Linked DNA regions of Homo sapiens: region 1 is linked to region 2. Evidence: chromatin loops called from intact Hi-C (ENCODE). Cell type or tissue: heart right ventricle. All regions are shown on one strand. Links, peaks and the distances in the headings refer to the core of each region. The heading gives the core; the rest is flanking DNA. Region 1 has its middle 590 kb from the start of GJE1. Region 2 has its middle 650 kb from the start of GJE1.

The links. Hi-C counts contacts between places; a loop is a spot of excess contacts. Peaks named below come from ENCODE experiments on the same cell type or tissue, not always from the same donor. Only the 100,000 strongest peaks of a DNase experiment are listed, where the experiment ranks them.
Region 1: it touches region 2 in a loop (2.1-fold over the local background); 13 of 110 quality-filtered maps call a loop at or near these places.

The regions. Positions count from the first base shown.
Region 1 is chr6:141,540,400-141,549,148 of GRCh38, reverse strand. No RefSeq gene overlaps it. Among named protein-coding and RNA genes, the nearest start is that of GJE1, 590 kb to the left of the region's middle. In heart right ventricle, for the core only: no CTCF peak of the experiment used is centred there; no DNase peak of the experiment used is centred there.
Region 2 is chr6:141,480,342-141,489,090 of GRCh38, reverse strand. It overlaps the pseudogene RN7SKP106. Among named protein-coding and RNA genes, the nearest start is that of GJE1, 650 kb to the left of the region's middle. RefSeq lists a silencer at 292-492 and an enhancer at 5,330-5,469. In heart right ventricle, for the core only: no CTCF peak of the experiment used is centred there; a DNase peak (open chromatin) is centred at 5,207; H3K4me3 peaks cover 1,500 bases; H3K27ac peaks cover 3,114 bases.

The DNA of each region.
Region 1 (8,749 bases), core at 462-8,461, 60 kb before region 2:
CTAGGTAGAACCCTAGGAACCCATGTTTGAAAAAATAAAAACAAGGAAACAAAAGTGAATCATAGGCATTACTGGCATTACTGATGTCAGGAGAGACCACAGAACTATTCCCACCCAGTCATTAAACAAATAAACAAATTTTTTTAAAAAAACATAAAAACAAAACATAGCTGGTATGGTTTGAACATTGGCCCCCTCCAAATCTCATGTTGAAATTTAATCTCCAATGTGGCAGTATTGAGAGGTGGGGCCTTTAAGAGGTGATTGGATCATGAGGGTTCTGTCCTCATGGGTGGATTAATTCATTCATGGGTTACTGGATTAATGGGTTATCATGGAAGGGGAACTAGTGGCTTTATAAGAAGAGGAAAAGTGACCTGACTAGCATGTTAGCATGCTCAGCCTCCTTGCCATATGATGCTTTGGGTTACCTTGGGATGTCACATAGAATCACCACCAGCAAGAAAGGCCTCACCAGATTCACCACCTGGGTATTGGACTTCACAGCCTCTATAACTGTAAAAAATAAATTTCCTTATAAATTACCCAGTTTCACTTATTTTGTTATAAGCAACAGAAAATGGACTAAAGCAATAACAAAAAACAGAAACACAACACCAGCTTAGAATAGGGAATAATAATTCACAGTTGCTGTAATATTTCATATTAAGTGGCCAGATTTCAAAACCCAGTGCTATACACAAAGAAATAGGGATGTGTGATCAGTATACAGAAAATAAAATTCAATCAATAGAAACTATCTCCGAAGGGCTCCAGATGTATGTAGTACATCACAGAAAAAATATCAAAGCAGCTCTTATAAATATATTTAAAAGCCTCAGAAATCCTTATTAAAAGACGTAAAGATAAGTATGATGTCAACAGATTATCAGAGGATAGCAATAAAGAAATAGATAAAATAATTAAATGGAAATTATGAACCTGAGGCATTCAATAACTAAAATTTAAAAATATACTAGAAAGGCTCAATGGGTGATTAGTAATGGCAGAAAGAATAATTCAGGGAATATGAAGATATACGTGTGTGTGTAGAAATAAATATTAATAAAAATGAACAGAACTTTAGTGGCTGGTGAAATACCATCTAACATACCAACACATGCATAAAGAGAGTCCTAGAAGGAGAGAGGATAAAGGGAGAGAAAAATAATAAATAATGGCAAATATTTCCTCAATTTGATGAAAAACGTTTGTCTACACATTCAAGAGGATGCAAATTATACTCCTGAAATCATACTGTAAGATAAAAATATTTTACTAGAAGCAAATAGAGGCATTTTATAAAGACAATGGGATAAACTCATTAGGAATTTATAATTTTTATAAACATACACCCACAAGTATTTATATACACACTCAACAAATGACCTCAAAATAATATGAGGCAAATCTGGCAGAATTTAAAGAAGAAATAGCTAATTGAACAGTAATATTTTGATACTTCAGTAACTCACTCTCAGTAATACAGAAAATAAATATAATTCAGAAAGGAAACAGACACTTTGGCAACACTATCAACCAACTTGACCTAATGTCATTGCACCCAACAACAGCAGAATGAACATTCTGTTAAAGTTTTCAGAAAATACTTTTTGAGAATAGTCCATTTTTAGGGTTCTAAGACAAGTTTCAATGCATGTAAATGAGTTAAAAGTCATTTAAAAATTGTTTTTGCTACAACCAAATCAAATTAGAGATCAACAACAAAAAAAACTTACATAATCTTCAGATATTCACATATTAAATAAAATGCTTTTAAATGACCCATAAACCCAGAGAATTCATAAGAGAGGTTAGAAAATATTTTTATCTTAGTGAAAATAAACATATCAAAATGTAAAGAATGTAGTTAAATCAGTGCTCAGCAGGAAAGTTTTGCTTTAAACACCTTATCTTTGTCCTTTTGTGCTGCTATAACTAAATATCTGATAGTGGGTAATTTATAAAGAATAGTTGATTTTCTCACAGTTCTGGGGAATGGGAAGTCCAAAATCATGGTGCTGACAGATTAGGTGTCTCGTGAGAGATGTTTTCTGCTTTCAAAATGGTGCCTTGTTGCTGTGTCCTCACATGGTAGAAGAGGTAAATATTGTGTTCTCACAGAGCAGAAGGACAAAAAAGAGCAAAAGGGACAAACATTTTCAGAAGCAATGGAAGGGACAGAAGGGCAGAGGGAAAGAAGATCCTCTCTAAAAGCTTTTTTCTAAGGTCATTAATAATTTCCTAATAATTTCTCCCAAAAGGTCTGCTTCTAATATAATTGCTGTGATGATTAAGTTTTAATATGAATTTTGAAGCAGCACAAACATTCAAATCATAACATGCCTCATTAGAAAACAAAACAAAAAAAAGATCTCAAATCAATAACCTAGGCTTCCAAATTAGGAGAAAACAAAACCTAAAGCAAGAAGGAAGGAAGTAATATCAGACTGCAAATCAAATATATATATAACAAAACAATAGAGAAAAATCAATAAAATTAGAAGTAAGGGCTTTTTTAATTAAAAAAAATGGTTAAATCTTTAGCTAAAAAGATGAAGGAAAAAAAAGAGAGAAGATACAAATTAACCAAACTGCAAAAGAGAAGATTTCATTACAGACCTTACAGAAATTAAAATAATAAAAGGGACCATTATAAACAAATGACACAACTTAAAAGAGTTGGAAAAATTCTTCAGAAAGGCAAAATTACCAAAATCAACTCAAGAAGAAATACAAATTACACAACTTAAAAGAATTGGAAAAATTCTTCAGAAAGACACATTTACCAAAATCAACTCAAGAAGAAACACCTAAATTTCGCCAATATGAAAGTAAATTTAATAATTAAAAATCCATCCCAGACCCACATAAATTCACTAGTAAATTTTATCAAACATTTAAAGAAGAAGTAATACCAAACCCCATAAAGCCTTCCAGAAAATAGAGTAATGAAGCTTTCCCAACTCATTCAATGAAGCTTGTATTGTAGTGACACCATTCACAGAGAGACACATCACAGGTAAAGAAAACTATATACTTATATTTTCCATAAACATAAACTCAAAAATCCTCAAGAAAATATCAACAAAGAGAATATAGCAACATAAAAATATGTTAATACATTATGGTCAAATGGAGTTTATTCCAGAAATTCCAGGCTGCTTTAACATTAAAAAATCAATCTATGTAATTCACTATATATTGACAAACTAAAGAAAAACAATATAGGCATCTCGATAGAAGCAGAAAAAGTAATTAAAGATTCAATGTTAATCTGTGATAAAAAAGACTTCTTGCCCATTAGAAACAGAAGTGGCATTCTTTAATAAAGGTTATGTTTGAGAACCATTAGCTGTCATCATACTTACTGATGAGAGACTAAGAGCTTTACCGATAAGATCAGGGACAAAGCAAGGATATTTTTTCTCATCATGCCTATGCACTTTTGTCCTAAAGTCCTAACTAGTGTAATAAGTTAAGAAAAATAAATTAGAGCCATCAAATCATAAAGGAAGAAATAAAACCATCTCTTATTAGGAAGAACAAGATTTTCTATAACAAATTTTCAAGTAATTCACTAAATATTACTAGAACAAGTTTAGCTATATTATAAGATACAAAATTATTATAAAAAATCACTATATTTTATATACCATCATAGCAAAGAACAATCCACTCAAAGATTTATACACAAATATTTTATAGCAGCATTTTTCATAATAGTCAAAAAGTGGAAATTATCTGAATGTCAATGCATTGGTTAGTAGATACCCAAGAAATATTATATCCACACAATCATATATATTCAGCAACAGGATACTTTTGATACATGTCGCAACATGGATGAACCTCATATGCTAAGGAAGACAAATGCAAAAGACCAAATATTGTATGATTCCATTTATATGAAATGTCTACAAAAGTCAAATCTTTATCGAGAGAATAGACTAATGGTCATCTGAGTGTGGAGATGAAACTGAGAGGTGAATTCAAGTAATACAAAGGTTGTGAAGTGATGGTTGCTCAACGCAGTAAATTTACTAAAAGTACCTTCAAGCTATTAAGTTGTATGTTTAAAATTTAAAATGGGTGGATTTTATGGTGTATAGATTACTTAACCAAAATGCTCTTATAAATTAAATTATCTTTTAAAAAACAAGCAAAATAAAAACAAGCCAACAAACTCCTGGTTTGTTTTGGAGACAAGGTCTCACTCTCACCCAGGCTGGAATACAGTGACGTAATCTCAGCTCACTGCAGCCTCGACCTCTCCGGGCTTAGGTGATCCTCCCACTTCAGCCTCCTGAGTAGCTGAAACTACAGGCACATGCCACAACGTCTGGTTAAATTTATTTTGTATTTTTTGTAGAGACGTGGTTTCACCATGTTGCCCTGGCTGATTTCTAACACCTGTACTCAAGCAAGCCACCCACTTTGGCCTTCAAAAGTGCTGGGATTACTGGTGTGAGCCACCGTGCTCAGCCAAAAACTTTTAAACAACAACAAAAAAGTTTTTGTGGGTGAGTGGTAAATGACAAATCTTTCATTTGGAATATACATTGCATATATTTAGTGATTTTAACATTCTCTCTGTGTTTTGTTATTGCTGATGCATCTGATATTTGATGTCTGATATTTAGTAAACATGGAAGAACCCCCACAATCCCCTGCCCCTCCTGTTTTCCCCATCCCTTTCTATTGTGACACAAATTACACACCAATCTTTGGAATTATTTGGATCGTTGTTCCCATTTCTTCAGATTTATACCTTCCCCAACTACAAATATTTCCATGCTAAATCACTTTGGATGTTTTCTTATGGTTTTTACTAACCAAACTACAGGTCACTATTTTTTTTAAGAATACTCAAAACAGGTCAAATATTCTAATGAAATTAGCACTAATTTATTAGAAGGAAATAAATGAAAGACTGAGTGACATTTTAGATGTTCTTGGAGCATTAATGAATCAGATCTGTGAGGTTAGGAGGCCTTATCAGAAAAGTCAGTATGAGGGTATTATTGTCCATTTGATGCTACTGCATTGTATGTTGTCATTGGTTATCAGTGTAACAGTTTTTATTATTTTAATAAGGTAACAGCACAGCTTCATTCTTTGTTGGAACCAAACAAAAGAATGAATATCGATAAAGTAGTAGCATGTGTACAGAGAAATAATTATTTTAATGCTCAGTTGATGCCATGCACAGTTTATCGCTGATTACTGGGGAAGGTACAAGTAAAATTTTGTTGCTATGAAAATTAGTTCCACATGTGACTCATTGAGGAGATGACAGAAGAAAAATTTTGAATTAATTTGAATTATATTTTAATATTTAAAAAATTGTTTAGGTCTTCTATGTTTCATTGAAGTCAGGTGCAATCCAGAAAATTTGGAAATGGTTAATCTTCTCAAGAAGCCAAAAAATATGTGCTCGGTATTTTTAATTATTTTCCCCAAAATAGAATTAACTATTTGATTATATAAGCACTGAAGATACAAGATTATGGGTCTGTTAACAAGAGAGTGAGTGTGATGAGCTGAAGTAGCAAGATCTTTTATTATAAGCTTAGTAAAGTGTTTTATTGTGCATTAGTCATATTGTATATATATACATATATTAGTTTGAAGCATATGAAATCTGTTTTTATATATCAAAATAAGAGAACGTTGTCCACTCCCAAAGGTTTAATTGTATACTCACTATATAAAATATGAAAGAAAATAACCAAACTTTATTTATTTTAAAGTGAGAATTTATATTAATGCGTTTTTGTTTTTTCTTTAATCTAAAAATACGGAAGTCTCAGTAAAACCAAATATTTAGTAAAATATATGTCTCTACAAAGAAGCATATAAGACATTTTTATTTTTATGCTCTTTGTGAATAATTTTTAGTGCCAGTGCAGAGAATATCACATTTAATTAAAAATAGGTAAACAGGCTGGGCGCAGTGGCTCATGCCTGTAATCCCAGCACTTTGGGAGGCTGAGGCAGGCAGATCACTTGAGGTCAGGAGTTCGAGATCAGCCTAGCCAACATGGTGAAACCCTGTCTCTACAAAAAGTACAAAAATTAGCCAGTCGTGCTGGCGGGCGCCTGTAATCCCAGCTACCTGGGAAGCTGAGGCAAGAGAATCGCTTGAACCCAGGAGGTGGAGGGTTGCAGTGTGCCAGGATCATGCCACTGCACTCCAGCCTGGGCTACAGAGTGAGACTCCATCTCAAAAAAAAAAAAAAAAAAGAAAGAAAAGAAAAAAGAAAAAAATAGGTAAACAATAATTATTCCTTAAGGAAACTCATTTAAAAGTCATTTGCTTGGAAATATTTATTTTATTAATATTCTAGTATTAGTATTCTTTAAGAACATGAAAAAGTAAGAAGAGGAGAAGAAAAAGAAATAAACAGCAAAAATAAAATAGTAACCATTCCAGATAACAGGCTAGGAGGATAGGAATATTTTATGTTATCATCTAGGCATGTCAAGAATAAATATTAAAATTATGTGAAGATGGAAGCTAACGTTAATTTAAAACATAGAATTTCATAAAATTCCTCCTATGCATGTATACAAATTTTTATGACCTTCTGAGAAGTCTTTTCCTTTGGTAGTCTTATTCTCTCAAGAATAAAATTTTTGTTTATTGATAATGTTGAGAGAAGATGACACTATGGATGTTTAAATGTCAAAATGGTGCAAGGTTCAAGGTAATCTTTTAAGATGATTTCTTGAGAATAAAACTGAACATAAAATTGCAATAAATTATTACAGAGATATAGAAACAACTAAAAAACAACATTTAAAAAATCTTCATTAATATCCACACAAGAAGCAATTTAATCAAGAGACCATTAAAACATAAGAAAACACATATTTCCCTTAAGAGAAAGAAAACTCATGAGACAGAGGCAATATTAATTCTTGGAACATAAACAATTTCTTCATTGGCTCCTTTTTGACATCTTGCCTTGTATGGATTCTGTACACAGCTGTGATGTATGACACAAGAGAGCAGGAAGTGAGCCTTAGTGAATGTGAATAAAGATGTTTCTTTTGGTTACAAGTACAGGAAAGAGTAAGATGTCAGTTACTTCTGAGATGAGAAAGAATGCCAGTTGAATAATTTCATGGACTCCTTTTGTGTCCAAAAGGCTTCATATCATGCTTTTATATATCACTCGAGGGAAGCCAAGAGACAGATTAAACTTTGTCAAATTCTCTTTTTGAACAGCTATGTTACTGTTCATTTGAAACTCCAGATTGGACCACAATCTACATAGATGACTCTAGACTTTTTAAGGCAAGAAAAATTCCTTCACTTATTTCAAAAGATCCCATTATAACCCCTATAAAAACACTTCAAGCCCTGAAGCATGAAATTTGATTGCCAACTCATCTACTTTCATTGCTCCCTACACAGTATCATGATAATGTATCCTTGAATTTTATTGAGAGATTTATTTCCACTACAAATTAAAAACCAGCCATTCCCTTCAGAAATACATTTGCCACTATCTTTTTATATTAGAGAGAACTTTGTTAATAGCATTTAATGTGACTGCATCTGGGTACAAGTTTGTTTATGCATTTGGAAACCAGGAATACCACAATGATACTTTCTGGCATTTGTAAAACTCCACAGAACAGAGAGATATTTGCAGAACTATTCAGTATCCAAAAGACACACATGAATATCATATTCGTGCAACAAAAGTGGATCCATTGTATTATGTCCACATCAATAGGTTTACTAGTCCCAATTCCAGAAATCTAAGTTTGGAGATGCAAATTCGAATGTATGTGGGACTAGGATTCCTCCCTTCCAAACTAGAAGAAAACAACATTTTTTCCAAGTATTAGAATTGAAGCCATTATTAATGGTGTCCACCCTCAGCATATTTAACTAACCTTAATTTGCAACAGAAGAGATTGGCATTTATCCTCAGGAAGAAATGGAAAACCTCTAATGCTGGAGTTCCTAGCTACTGGAATAAAACAAACAAACAAACTAAATAAAGCCATGCATATTAAAAAGGAAGATTTATGGGCAATGTGATCTTGTATGTAGAAAATTTTGTGAATTAATGAAAAGATACTACTCTTAAAACAATTTTAGCAAGGTTGCAGTATTCGAAGTAAATATATAAAAAACAATTGTAGCTATAATCTCTAGAAATGAACAAGTAGAAAATAAAATTAAGAAGAAACAATTCCTTTCCAATAGCCTCAAAAATTATAAAATATGAATAAATATGACAAAAACTGTGAAAGACTTCTACCTTACAAATTGCAAAACATTACTGAGGCAAATTAATAAAAAAAAACAAATAAAGTTATAACATGTACCTAGATTAGAAAACTCAATATTATTAAAATAATAGTTCTCAAATTTATCTGTAGACTTAGTGCTACATAGTTGCAAATTCACAGAGGATTTTTTTTGTAAAAACTGACAAGTTAATTTTAGATATATTTGAAAACACAAATGACCTACACACTAAAGTAAATATGGAAAACCTAATTTGAAGGACTTACACTTTAAAATTTCAGATTTCCTAGTGAGCAATCGTAATAAATACGGTATGGTATTTTCATAAAGATGGATGACCAATCTTTCATAAAGATTAATAGACCAGAATTCGGCTGACTCATATATGGCTAATTGATTTTTGTCAAAGATGTCAAGGTAGTTCACTGGGAGAAGGGTAACCTTTCAACAAGTAATGCTGGAACGGTATTTGGTCAT
Region 2 (8,749 bases), core at 330-8,329:
CCATAATTTATAATTTATATCATAAATTGTATATACATATTTGATAAAAATATTATTTTAACCATATATATATACACACACAAACACACACACACATATATATATAACCATTATATATATACTGATAAAAATTTTACACCACTGGAACATTTCATTATTTTGGCAGGATTGTCTTTGGGCAGCACAACCTTGAGGAGCAATGTAGCAATATCTTATAAGGTTGAAGAAACAGCCATAGACAGCTCAGTAATGAAATCATTACTGAATGTGTACACTAGAGAAACTCTTACATATGTGCAAATTTAGTAAATGCTCCCTGTCCCTTTGGCCTGATGAGTTCACCTACTGCTCCTTTAAACAGCTACTGACCTGCTGCTAGACTGTAACTTCCTGTTTCTGCATCACCCTTCTCCACTTAAGCCGTTTCTCTGAAAACAAATGAGATAGAAATGCTGGACACAGGAACACTCAGTATGTGCCTGTGTTAACACTACTTAAGGGAAATCCTCAACAATTGGGGCTAAAAGGCAATGGCTAAATCCTGTAGCTTCCTTGTACTGGGGTAGAACTAACCCAAGGTATGTTCCTTACAATCCCCAGTGGGATTGTGACTCAGTTGTTAACTGTGGTACTCAAGCTTGTTAAGACGTAACTTTATTGCCCCTTTTCTCTTACCTATTTCCCTTTCTTTCTTTTCTCATTTTTGGTGCCTGGGATCAACTTCAAAATAAAGTGTCTGTGTCCAAATCCTTGACTCCATTGGATTTGGTGGGGGAAGGATTAAGACTAAACAGAATATGAGAATGTCCATTCCAGCATGATTTGTAATAGTAAACAATCAGCAAAATTGAGGCTTTTAAATTTTATTGTGTTTTATAGTAGCTTAGCAAAATAAATCAATAATTTATTTTTATATCTAGAACAACCGAGAATTTACATTCAGAGATATTAAATTTATAATATCTTCATAAATTGGAATTGGAATTAATTTATAATATTTTCTTATGTGAAGTCAATACTACTGACTATCAAGACTTCTTATATGAAGTCAATACTATTATCACTTTTTGGTGTAAGTGTGGAACATACATTCAAATGACTACCAAGTAATGGGATTATATGCATGCTTAGAAATAAATACAGATATCAAGTTCTGAATAAGTGGTCATGGTAATATTTATTCCCAGATAATTGCAACAAACCATGTAGAAATTATATATTTCTTAGATGAATCAACAATTCAATTGTATTATACTGTGTATTAGTCTGTTCAGGCTGTCAGAACAAAATACAATAGACTTGATGGCCTAAACACAGAAATGTATTTTCTCATAATTCTGAAACTGGAAGTCCAAAAGCAAGGAGCCAGCAGGGTTGGTGTGTGGCGAGGGTTTGCCCCTTGGGTTGCAGATGATTGGATGCCTCCTTGCTACATTTGCTACATGCTGTCTTGATCTTTTCTTTGTGTCCTCCTGGAGAGACAGCTAGAGAGAGAGAGAAAGAGAGAGAGTGAGAGAGAGGAGAAAGTTATTTTTCTCTCTGGTGTTTCTTCTTATAAAGACATTATTTCTATTGGATTAGTGTCCCAATTTAATGATCTTATTTAACCTTAATTATATCTGTAGAGGCTTCTTCCCCAAATACACAAATACAGTCATATTGGCAGTTAGGCCTTCAATATATGAATCTGGGGGAAGGAATATAAATATTTAGTCTATAATATACTCACATTCTGTACTCAAGACTTTTTATTAAAATAAGTTACAAGGAACTTATCATCCACTGATTACTAAGAGGCGTTGGGAACCATATGCAAATAATTTTTAATCTTGATCCTTCTAACACTTTATTACAAACTATTCATATCTAGAATTTAAGATTTGGATGAAACTTTTCAGATTATCTACTATAAGCACAACGTACAAGGATATTTCTATGTGTTTCTTGGCAAGGTGCCAGGATCATACTCTATTTCTGGGCGGAGGGAACAGTGCATTGTATTTACCTAAATATTTAGAGAGTCTTCTTAATATTGACTTATAATATTTTTTCTTATAATGTCTATACATTTGACATAAATATGCCATCTGGAAAATGCTGACCATATGTGTTCTCTGATTCCAAGTATCACTGTATTTATTTTCATGGTAACCTAGCTTCAGAACAACTCAAGTGCTCAAACCAAACACTGTAATATGGATACTGCCTGTCAACTAACAGATACTTTTTCTATGATTTCCTCATAAAAAGTATTTGCACAGGCTGGGTGTGGTGGCTCAGCTGTAATCCCAGCACTTTGGGAGGCTGAGGTGGGCGGATCATGAGGTCAGGAGTTCGAGAACAGCCTGGCCAACGTGGTGAAACCCCGTCTCTACTAAAAATACAAAAATTAGCTGAGCGTGGTAGTGAGCTTCTGTAATCCCAGCTACTCAGGAAGCTGAGGCAGGAGAATCATTTGAACCCAGGAGGCAGAGGTTGCAGTGAGCCGAGATCACGCCACTGCACTCCAGCCTGGGCGAGAGAGCCAGACTCTGTCTCAAAAAAAAAAAAAAAAAAAAAAGGATTAGCACGATACAGAACCCTTTTCTCATAATGCCATTTCAAAATTAAAGTTATTTGTTTTGTTGTTGTTGTAGTTGTTTTGGTAAAAGGAAGAAGAAGAAGAAGAGAAAAATTATGGATATGAGGGCAATCTAAGAGCAACATCTATCAACCATTTGATTGCCAGGGTTGGTGCAGCAGATCTGGTTGACTAGACAGGTGTTCCCTTCCTTCCTCACCACTCCATATGCGTTCCTTCCAAAGCTGTGTGCTCGGTAAAAGAGGATGACCATCCGCGATGGAGAAGGACCCATCTTCAGTCAAGGGCACGTGAGTAGATGGGCTTCCCTGCTAGAACTTCCAAACAAGCTCTCAAGAAGAGAAAAATCAATCACATGATATTATTCTTCACCTCTCTTGTTTATTATTTATTGATTTATTTTGTTGCTATTGTTGAATAGTTCATATAGAGTAAGTCTGGAGAAAAATAAATTAAACGGTAAGGACAATTCAGTGATTATCCAATTGAACAGCTGTATGTGAAATAACATCATTATTGGTATTACTTTATTACTTTTAGGGTTTGAATTCTTGTGTTCAAGTGTAGTTCTTTCAGATATTGTTGCTGTATTATCATCTCTAAATTTGTAAGTTGTTTCTTATTTCACAGGGACATAAAGACTGGAAACAAGCTTCATTGCCATTGGGGTTCAGTTGTATCTAAGTGATAAGAGAAAATTTCTTGGTGTTGTAGAAGAGCAGAAGCCATTGTTCTCATGCCATGGCTGAGGATAAATGTGTGGGCTTTGACAAATGGCAGACATGGGTTTTTGCCCATTGATTTTGGAGATCTTCCTGAGAATCATCTTCTTAGGTGTGGTAGGCAACTAAAATAATTGTTAATGGCTTCCTGAGATTCCTTCACTTAAAAATATCTTGAAAGCAGCTTTTCTGACTGTCATTTTGCCACCTCTCAGCAGTTTTATTGGCCACTAGTTCTGTGTCTTAAACCTCTTTACATGTAAAATACTTAAGAGTGCTTTCAGTTTTAATGTCTAAACTCTTATCTATTCAGTAGTGGATATTTGCCACTCTCTTCTAGTAAATATCTGGTTTTCAAATAGATTATATGGTTATGTGAGAAAAATCCCAGAATTAAAAAAAAAATCAGTCCTATTAAATTAACCACATACCTCCATCACACCCAAAGTTCTTGCTGCTTTTCCTCATTCTTTCAAAAAAATTTTTTATGGTTTCAAAACTCCATGCTGATAGTTTTTATCTTTTGTAATGATATAAATCAAGAAAATATGTCAGGAAATAAAATTGATATAATTTCAATACATTTATTTTTATATTGTTTTATTTTGTATTAGACTTGATTTTTATGATAAAAGTCAATGAAAGTTATCAAAATTTAGAAAAATAAAAATGAGATGAAATGTATTAAAAGGAAATCTTTAGACAAATTTAAAGGAGTTTAATGAAGCAGAGAATTATTTGGGAATCCAGTAGCTCTCAAGAGCCAGCAGAGTGGTTCAGAGATCTCACTTCTGCAAAGTAGGTAGGCAGTACATATGGACAGAAAATGAAAGTAAGGTACAGAAACTGGTTGGTTACAGCTTAGCATTTTTTACTTGTTTGGACATGGTCTGATCAATTGGCAGCCTGTGATTGGCTGAAGCTAGTCGGCTGTGACTGGCTGAGACCTAGCAATTTGTTACAATATATACTCCTAAATTAGGCTTTCAGTTTGTTTAGTTAAATTGTAGTTTGTTATGTAGGGACCTACGGTACCGAGACAGCCTCAAGCCAAATTTAATTTAATTAAACAATCATCACCTCAATCTTAATCTTGGCAAAGGAAATACTAAAATAAGATGGGCCATTGAGGAATCTTTGAGCCTTCCAAGTAAAATGGCAAATTTCAAGTTACACTGCGTTACTACAGGAACTACAGAGGTTAGAGTTTTGATCAAAGACTTAAAAAATTGCCATCCAGTGAACAGATACCTGATTAAAGTTACCTCTAAAGAGGGCAAATATTTAATAAATGGCAACAAAGAGCTGGCCGGGTGTGGTGGCTCACGTATGTAATCCCAGAATTGTGGGAGGCCGAGGAAGGATGATCGCTTGAAGCCAGGAGTGGTAGACCAGCCTGGGCAACATAGTGAGACCCTGTCTCTACAAAAAATAAAAATAAATTAAAAAAATTAAAATAAATAAGTAAATAAATAAGAGCTCCCAGTTTTTGCTTTAATAACCCAGGCTTGAAATGTTGTGTTTTTTTTTCCATTGGAAAAAAAACATTTTAAGGTTTCACTTTATTTTTGCTGAATTGTTAACATTGCTGAGCTGATTTCACCTAAATTATGGTAAAGATTAATCAGAGACCCTAAACTCTGAAGGAAGTATCTTAACTATTTTTCCAGAACTCACTAACCGCAAGTCCTAGAAAACTCCCAAGGGCAAGTTTCATATTTCTGGCCATATTTTAAAACTGAAATCATTTTGAGGAAAATTCTAAAGCGTTTGAAGAGAAGCATCCAAAAATTTCAATTGCTTCTCTGAAACCTTGGAATCCTGCCTGTTAATAATCTCCATGCTCTTTGCTTAGAATTTACCCACAGAATTAACTGACAGGAAACTGCCCATCACCCTCCACCCTCCCAGTAAGACTGTGCCAAAACACTCATCAGAAGCCACAATGACAAAAATAGATCCAATTGACGACTATGCAGTGACTAAGAAACGGATGTACCGATTTAAGCTATCTTCATTATCTTCTTCCTTGTTTTGATGGCAAAAAGAAAGAGAAAGCTACGTAATAGCATCTGGGCAAAACAGCTTGTACACCAAGTTCTGCCCTATGTAATTTAAAATATTTGAGTTCTTATAACATCCCTGAAAAGCATGGCTTTTAATACAAACACCACATATATACAGTACAGATCATCTAACTATAGTCATGCTTCTGGGCAGAGCTTGCAGCAATAGCAAAAATAATAAAAGAAAATTCTCTTTGTACAGCTGAATGGCTGCACTAGAATTTTCAGTGTTCAGATGTAATTAGAAAACAGCTGTGAAGGAAAATCAATTGTTCCTGGTAGTCAATGGCTAATTTTCCACAATCAAAATAAAGAATGCAATATGACATGTTTGTAATGAGCAAGTAATTGTTTCTCTTTTGTTTATTGTTTTAACATTTTTCCCTTTATTTGTGGGAGCTGTCATTTGCTTGCTTTAGGACAACTTCTCCTAGTCTTTGCTTCTCCCATCCATATTTAAATACTAGCAACTGCCAAAGAGGCTATGCAGTCCAGCTCAGTTTATTCACGATTGCCTTGCTTATGATGGTGATTTGTGGACTTGCAAGGAAATATTGTCCTTGCTTTTATGAATTCACAATAAAGCTTCCATAAACGGAATGATTATTAAACACTAGCATTTATTCATGGGATTTAACTTTGATTCATTCTGCAAAGGTCTCATGTGTCAAAAAGATGCAGTTCCCAGAATTCATTGACCTGCTGCTCCAAGTGCGTCTGCATTGCAAAACAAAACAAAACTGAAACGACCACACGGCCCTTTTTTTATACCCTTCAATCATTGGCATAGACTGGACGGTATTGGTGTAGCAGATGGATAGAAAAGCTCAACCTCTATGGTGCACACTTGGAATTTAGATGGTTGGAAAATTAACTTAAATGCTAGAATAGACCAATGAGAGTAAAATTGTTTTATCATGCAAAAGAGTCTGGTTGAGAAACACCAAGAGGATTAACACTCCTAGGCTGCTTTCAGCTGATAGAAAAAGAAAAAAAAAATGCTTATATTATTTAGTGAAATTAATGTCTATATTATTCTTTTTCTACACTTATATTTTTCTGGAACATTCTTTGAAAGCAAATATAATTGCAGTTTCAGAGAATGAAATGAATAGTAAATAAGGACTGAATCTTAATTGCTGTGTGATCTTGGGACCATGTCTTAGTCTTGGTTTATCTCTATTTCTTTGTGAGAAAAATGATAATTAATATGTGAATATAGGTTCTTCCTCTTCTAATATTATTACATAAAATATATTAGTATATGAATATTTCCAAATTTTAAAGTTCTGGAGGAAAGACATTTTCCATTAAAAAAATGCATGATAAGCCATCAGTAGCCACTAAGTCATAACTAGTTTCATCACATCCATTTAAACCTGTGACTGACAATTTTCTGATAGTACTTCTGAATTTTTCTCAGTCTTTTGTCTCCAGAGAGCCTGTTCCAGAATCTGTGCAGTGTTTATTATATAGCTCCATTTCTTGGCCCTAAAAAGGCATTGTGGTTTGAAGTCGCTGATGATGAGAAGGGAATTCTATATTTTATGAAGCAGAGTAAACTATTAACTGAACCAAACTTTGAACTGAACTTTGAAAACTATTGGCCTACTTCAATTATTATGGATAACAAACCTGAATATATTTTTTGAATGGCTAAGGTGCCATGCAGCTTTTGTTATAAAATTTCAGGAGGCACTCTCCCCTGTGATTCCCTGTCTATCCACTTTTGTTCTTCATAGTCTTAAGTAGAATACCAATAATTTGATATTCATATTTCCTCCTAATAAATCTCATACTGTCATACTTCATTACCTCTGCTTTTTCTTACCCTCAGCACAGAACGTCCCCTTTTTCCACTTCCCAGTCTTTTGAAAAGCACCACAGGCAAGGTCAAGAGATGTTTGCTTGTTTGATTTTTAATTTGTGTTGTTTGTTTTTGAGATCACGATGTTATACATACTTTTGTAGATGTTGTGCCAATGAAGCCAGTGGAAATTTGACTGGAAGATGAAATGATAAAAGATGGATGACACTTCTCATCCCATGACTATAAGAAGAGATAACGTAACTAAAAGGTAGTTAGATGGTATAATTAAAATATATAGTATAAGACCTGACAACCAATTGAAATGAAGGAGGAAGACAGAAGGATGGTGGAGTTCTGTAAATTCTCCAAGTTGGTAGTATTATTTTATGTCTACAACATGCTTCCTACAAGTACAAACATATGGCTGATGCTGTGTCAAATATATATTGTCTTTCAGAAATTTGAAAATTGTGGTACTGCACACAAGGAGTGTATAGAAGGCTATTAGAGTTGAGTCAGTTCATGACAATCTAAAAAGGAGAAGAATGTCAAACTCTTGCTGCTGAGATTCTGAGATCTCTCCTTTTCCTTGCTCAGGGGTTGATTCTTTAGCTGTTTTCTTGATTTTCTGATCAACCCAAAAACTTTTCCAAGAAGTCCTCTTCACGCAAATTTTCCCCTTATTTTATTCACAATTGTTTTCTGGTGCATGGTATTCAAATAAGTTAAAGTAATAAATAAAGTAATGCAGAAGTTAGTACCTGAGTGTGGCTTGCAAGAAGCAGACCCTGAGTAAAAGTGTTGGTGTGGAATCATTCAGCAGATCACGATGAGACTACTATCTGAATGGTAATGTGAAAACAGTGTTTGGCAGTGGTAAAATATCCAGCAAAAGCTTTATTTCAAATCCCCTAAGACTATATTCCCATTGGCAAAGTCTCTATGGAAAAGGTAGCTACTCCCATACACTGATTTTTATAAGATATAAGCAATGACAGAACCATGGAGAGAAATGTTTGTGTTGGATACATTGAAATATACAACATAAAGAAAAACAAACTCAAATTTTGAAGTTATTGCATCAAATAATAAAATAAAACTTCAGTTGGACTCCAAACAGGGTTAAAAAATACTAATTTCTTCTTGCAATAGTAGTAATAGGAATAAAATACCACATATTGATTCTAAATGTTACTGAAATATTGCAGAGGTTGACATAGTACATGACTTAACAAGATTTGTTACCCAAAGGTTAGGGTGTTGATTAAAATACACTATCAGCCAACCACACTGGGGATATCTTGGAATATGCAAACGATTTACTAGGTCCCTCACCTCCAATGATCTCTATTCTCCATCTGATAAAGTTTCTTTTTTATCTTCTTTGCTCACAGAAGATGTAATTCTATGGTGGGAGGAGATAAAAAATTTTCTCTGAAGTCCCACATCCAAGGCCACATCTCTTACTGATGCTATCTTTGCTGGGTTAACAAAATCCAATTCCAACAAGGCCATAAAAATAAGATACGTAACTGACTTGGGAAGGAGAATTACATATATAAGCAATTGT